Linked DNA regions of Homo sapiens: region 1 is linked to region 2. A link is an interaction called in ENCODE POLR2A ChIA-PET data of the cell type or tissue named here. Cell type or tissue: GM12878. All regions are shown on one strand. Each heading gives the region's core, and the rest is flanking DNA. Links, peaks and the distances in the headings are about the cores only. Region 1 overlaps CASR (calcium sensing receptor). Region 2 has its middle 2.7 kb from the start of CSTA.

Region 1 (2,905 bases), core at 1-2,500, 60 kb before region 2:
ATCTCCCAGTACTCTGATGAGGAAGAGATCCAGCATGTGGTAGAGGTGATTCAAAATTCCACGGCCAAAGTCATCGTGGTTTTCTCCAGTGGCCCAGATCTTGAGCCCCTCATCAAGGAGATTGTCCGGCGCAATATCACGGGCAAGATCTGGCTGGCCAGCGAGGCCTGGGCCAGCTCCTCCCTGATCGCCATGCCTCAGTACTTCCACGTGGTTGGCGGCACCATTGGATTCGCTCTGAAGGCTGGGCAGATCCCAGGCTTCCGGGAATTCCTGAAGAAGGTCCATCCCAGGAAGTCTGTCCACAATGGTTTTGCCAAGGAGTTTTGGGAAGAAACATTTAACTGCCACCTCCAAGAAGGTGCAAAAGGACCTTTACCTGTGGACACCTTTCTGAGAGGTCACGAAGAAAGTGGCGACAGGTTTAGCAACAGCTCGACAGCCTTCCGACCCCTCTGTACAGGGGATGAGAACATCAGCAGTGTCGAGACCCCTTACATAGATTACACGCATTTACGGATATCCTACAATGTGTACTTAGCAGTCTACTCCATTGCCCACGCCTTGCAAGATATATATACCTGCTTACCTGGGAGAGGGCTCTTCACCAATGGCTCCTGTGCAGACATCAAGAAAGTTGAGGCGTGGCAGGTGCGTCCTTCACTTATATAGCAATTTGCTGTATAATAAAGCAGAGTTGGGCTGCAACTCCAGGCAAGAAAAATAGTGGTCATTTGAAAAGGGCAATATTTAAATGAAGCCACTAAATGGAGCTTTGGATTCAAAGTACCTTTTTTAAATCTTGAGCAACTGATTTGAACAAAATTGATAGTAATTTGATTATCTATTTAAAGCCTTGAGTCAACTGTTCTTTAGTCCAGTGATTCAGAATAACTGAAGTATGGTCCCCAAAAGTTTTCAAATATCCCAGAACAGATTTAGTAATGAGTGGGGTATTTTTCTAATGTCTAAATTATCAATATTGTTCCCTTGTGAGTAAGAAGTATTTTTTGAGTACCTATTACATTCCATATACTAAGTGGCATAAAGCTAGTATTATTGTGTTTAGCCACCACTTTTGCCATTACATTACTGACAGCCTATACCAAGCCACCCAGCAGGTCAGCTAAGCACAGCTTAGGACAAAAGCAAATCAAAGACACAGAAAACAAAAACTCTTTGTAAAAAGATTTGATATTGAGTGTTTCAAAAAGAAGCACTGAAGTGGTTATCATAGAAAAAATCAGAACTTAAGAGGAGTTCCCACACTTGTTTAGCCTTGTTTTGTATTTTTGAATTACACACAGGAGAGACATCATAATCTTTTTCATTTCAAGAGCTTATATCCTAAATAGCTGTTCGGGTCTTGCATATGTGCCTTATTTTTTTCAATCAGACCATGTTTCACACTCCTTTTGTATTTTCCTTAGTTCCAAACTGACCTATCAGAGAGATTGCATGACAGTGGAGAGGGCGGGAATTCCTGAATTTGAATGGAATGTGCCAGCCTCCAGCTCCCCCATTTCCTAGCTGTGTGATCTTAGGCAAACCATGGCTGTAAGTCACAGTGTCTCCATCTGTGACACAGACTTAATGTCTAGCTTACTTTCCACTCAATGTTCTTTTGACTTAGGTTCATGACATTAAATGACATGATATATGTAAAAGCAATTTGTAAACTTTCAAGCTCTAAACAGATGTGTGATTATTATAGTAGGATTTCAGTACAGCTCTAATTAATCCATGAATTAGGTAAAAATGATAACTAGAACACCTTTGTATACAGAACCCAACCACCACAAACCCTTTGGGAAGGATACCAAGAAGCAAAAAGCACACAACTTGTATCAGTCACTGTAGAGATTCTCATGAAAGACAAGGAGTGACTGTCTAAGTTGGTCAAATAGGCCAGAATCTTCAAGTTCTCAGCCCTTCTTATATGGGAACCTCTTACCCAACCATCACTGTTGGCTAAAGTTTCTAACTTCTGTGGGGTACTCAGAGCTTCTTTCTTCACACGGAACCCCTACCTTGCCAAGATAGAGGTGCTGTAATAAAGGTCAGGCACTCTAAAGTCTTCAGGAGTGATGATGCTAAGGTATGGGGTTTTAAGTAGGAGGAGTAAGGGAGCAATCTTCTAGGTGGTTGTTACTATTGTCTTTTCTTTCTTACCTCTCACGTCCAATGCAAGGAGGACCTCAGTTCTTGAAAAAACTGCAAGACAAGAGTAGGGTTGAAGGAAAAACAGGCTTCAAGGGGGAAACTTGGCAGTTCTACTCTTCAATGGCTCCTCTTCCAGATAAGGAAATAAAATACAGATGGTCAAGACCAGACCTTGGACCTGTGAGAAAAAAAAAAAAGCCATGACAGGCTACAGTCACAACTGGGACTTTTAGTTGTGTAATAGAAAGCCCTAACCAAATTGGCATAAACAAAAAAAGAGGAAATGTAGTGAGTGGGTCATGTCACTAAAAATCTCAGAAGTGTTCCAGGTACAGCTAGGTATTTTCATCTCATCTTTCTGTTCTTCATTCCCCAGGGTTAGCAATTTTCAGCTTCTGTAGCAGCTTGAAGCTAGGATCTCCTTACTTCCCAAGATATCCTGTAAAAGTTCCAGAAACCACATTTATTGACCATTCCTAAGTCATGGATCCATCCCTGATGCTAGCAGTCCTCCAGACTACATAGACTTAGAGTAAGGGGGGAGTGAATCTCCAGTGGGAAGTCAGGATGCCATTACCAAAAGGAGGAAGAAATAGAAGCAAAGCAGCCAACATTCAAAATGTCCACTACACAGACACTTCACCCAACCATGGCCCAGGTAAAGATATGTTCTCCTGACTCTTACATGGTCTGGAAAAATCTCCCCAGGAGACAGCACAGATAGGAAAATGGGATCAGAACT
Region 2 (2,920 bases), core at 196-2,695:
CTTAGTGTGCTCTTCCTTGACCCTGAAAAAAATAAATACCCTCATGCTAAGCTTTTAGCAAGTCCAGTTAGTTTTTTGCAGGCTTGGCGTCGCAGCAGGGGTCTCGCCATGGAGTATGGGCTGCTCTCCTGCCATCCCGCTGGCTGCACTGTCTCTCCCCTCCTCAACATGGAACAGAAACTCTGCTTTTCTCAAGCCAGGAAGCCAGACAACAATGCGGGTACAGGGATTCAGCTTCCATGCACTATGATGGCCAGAGCATGTTGAGTGTTGAGGGTTTAGTAGAAGAGAGGGAGTTAGTTCGTGTTTTCCTAATATACCAGTCTACACATTGCCTCCAGTTTTATCTTCCTAAAGCACAAATGGCTTCTCTATAGCTCTGACTTTTCAGTGACCTCCATTACCTAACAACTAAAGTGTAAGATCGTTCACCTGTTTTTCATGACCTGTCCTCAGTCAACCCTGCCCCCCACTTTCCCTCTTCACCACAAGGATAGCCAGGAGGAATAACTATGTCCTCCCTTGAACACACACTTCAAATAGGGCCTTCACAGTCATTTTTAAAGCACTGTATTGGTGCAGTAGGAGTTAAGACTCTAATGAAAAACATTAGAGGAAGAAGTATAACAGCGAGACCAAGAGACACACAAAGAAGGCATTCAAAAGGCAGTGCTTTTATATTCTAGCTTTTTGGGGGTGTAACTTACATATGATAAAGTCCACCCACTTTTTTATTTTTTTATTTTTTTGGTGTGGAAACAAGACCACCCACTTTAAGTGCACAATCTGATGAAGTTTGGTAATCATATACTGTTGTGTAGCCACTATCGCAATCCATGTATAGAACAATTCCATCTCCCTAAGACGTTTTCTTGCGCCCCTTTACAGTGCATTCCATCCCTCACCTCAGCCTCAAGCAACCTCTGATCTCCTTTTTGTCACTATAATTTTGCCTCTTCTAAGGTCTCATCTAAATGGAATAATATAGTCCATGGCCTCCTGTGTTTGCTTTCTTTCACTTCTTCTTACATTGTCTTGTTTTTGAGGTTTACCTATGTGATTTAATGTATTACTATTTTGTTCCTTTTTATTGTTAAGTAGTATTCTATACTGTGACTCTACCACAACTATTCTTACCATTCACCAGTTGATGGACAAGGAGTTTTCTTCGGTTTTGAATCATTATGAATAATGCAGCTGTTAGCATTCATATGCCAGTCTTTGTGCAGACATATTTCATTTCTCCTGGGGAAATAGCTAGCAGTAGGAACGGTGGGTTGCATGGTAAGTGTATGCATCCACACATCTACTCCTGGCAATGGGTAGAAGCGCAATTAGCTGGGGAAGTTCAGAGCCCAGGCCTGTAACTAAAGCTGGAGACAAGCCCAAATTCTCAGTATCTTTATGGTGCAAGAGCTCTAAGCCAACAGTAAAGTAAGAACTGGGCTGGGGCTTGTGTACCTCCTAGGACCTGGTAGCGGAAACCACCCCATAGGAAAGCCCCACAAACCAGCCACAAAAGAGAAAACTCACATAAAAGATAACTCCTGTGGCAGATGAGCTCACAGACAAGAAATATGAAATATATGAGGATATCTAGCTCCAGAAACACAGTCTGCATAATTCATACCAAAAAATCCAAAAAGCAATCTTAAAGGTACCTTTAAAATAAATGTGTATTTAATCAACTGTTTGTTTAACTTAAGTAAACAATTAATACAGAGATATGAATTGTGCTTTTCTCTTTTGCACTTCCTTGTGTGCGACTCTTTCCCTGTCAATCAGAGGCACACATACTACTCTTGAGAAGAACTAGGATTGTTATAGGAGGAATACAAAACACAAAAGCAATATTTGCTTTGGGGAAGTTTTTACTTCTAAAATAAATTATTGAGAATCAATAGGAAAAAGCTGAAAGTACAGGGCATAGACCCTAGAAAGAGAAGGGTAGACTTGTGGTTTACCATATCTCTTACCACTGGGGAGATTCAATAAGGATGGCCTGGACTAGGATGTCAGCAGACAACTAAAAATGGGCTTCAGGCTTGGAAAAACGTCAGGGGCCTTAATATGAAAGGACTTGACTTGGGGAGGTCACATGAAGATGAGTAGAACCAGTGGCCTATGAAAGCTGAGCCAAAGTCTTCAGATGACCTGTGGCCTCTTGAGGGAGCACCTTGTCATCCACATTCGCTGTTCTTCTTAATCCACAGGGTAAAGGCATTCTATGGAGAGATACTTGTGTAGCACCCCTTAGTTTAGCCTGTAAGACACTCACTTAGCTCCAAGAGTTTGCCAAGCACCCACCAAACATCATTATAAAGAAACAAGCACCTCCCTGTATTGTGATATAGAACAGTCTCCAAAATATATTGTTAGGAATAAAACAAAAAGTATAATAATTTATGTAGGATACCATTTTTATAAAAGAAAACCTATATAGATGAATATGTATCTATGTGTGTGTGTGCGTGTGTGTGTAGCCAATTTTTTTTTTTTTTTTTTTTTTGAGACACAGTATTGCTCTGTCACCAGGCTGGAGTGCAGTGGCGCGATCTTGGCTCACTGCAACCTCTGCCTCCCAGGTTCAAGCGATTGTCCTGCCTCAGCCTCCTGAGCAGCTGGGACTACAGGCGCACGCAACCACGCCCAGCTAATTTTTGTATTTTTAGTAGAGATGGGGTTTCACCATGTTGGCCAGGATGGTCTCAATCTCTTGACCTTGTGATCCACCCACCTCGGCTTCCCAAAGTGCTGGGATCACAGGCGTGAGTCACCGTGCCCAGCCTCCAATTATTTTTATATTTGTATGTGTAAAGAATGTCTCTGAAGGATACAGAAGAAGTTGGTGCCAATAATTGTCTCTGGAGAGTAGAAGGGTGTCTGAGGAATTAAGTGAGTGAATAATTCCTTATATTGT

The links. Peaks named below come from ENCODE experiments on the same cell type or tissue, not always from the same donor. Only the 100,000 strongest peaks of a DNase experiment are listed, where the experiment ranks them.
Region 1: POLR2A ChIA-PET joins it to region 2 with 6 read pairs; 1 of 35 experiments calls an interaction of 5 or more read pairs at or near these places.

What each region holds. Positions count from the first base shown.
Region 1 is chr3:122,261,762-122,264,666 of GRCh38, forward strand. CASR (calcium sensing receptor) reads left to right here. Exons shown (of 7, transcript NM_000388.4): 4 at 1-651. Among named protein-coding and RNA genes, the nearest start is that of CSTA, 62 kb to the right of the region's middle. In GM12878, for the core only: no CTCF peak of the experiment used is centred there; no DNase peak of the experiment used is centred there; H3K27ac peaks cover 1,279 bases.
Region 2 is chr3:122,321,133-122,324,052 of GRCh38, forward strand. No RefSeq gene overlaps it. Among named protein-coding and RNA genes, the nearest start is that of CSTA, 2.7 kb to the right of the region's middle. RefSeq lists an enhancer at 1,582-1,631. In GM12878, for the core only: no CTCF peak of the experiment used is centred there; a DNase peak (open chromatin) is centred at 1,419; H3K27ac peaks cover 2,059 bases.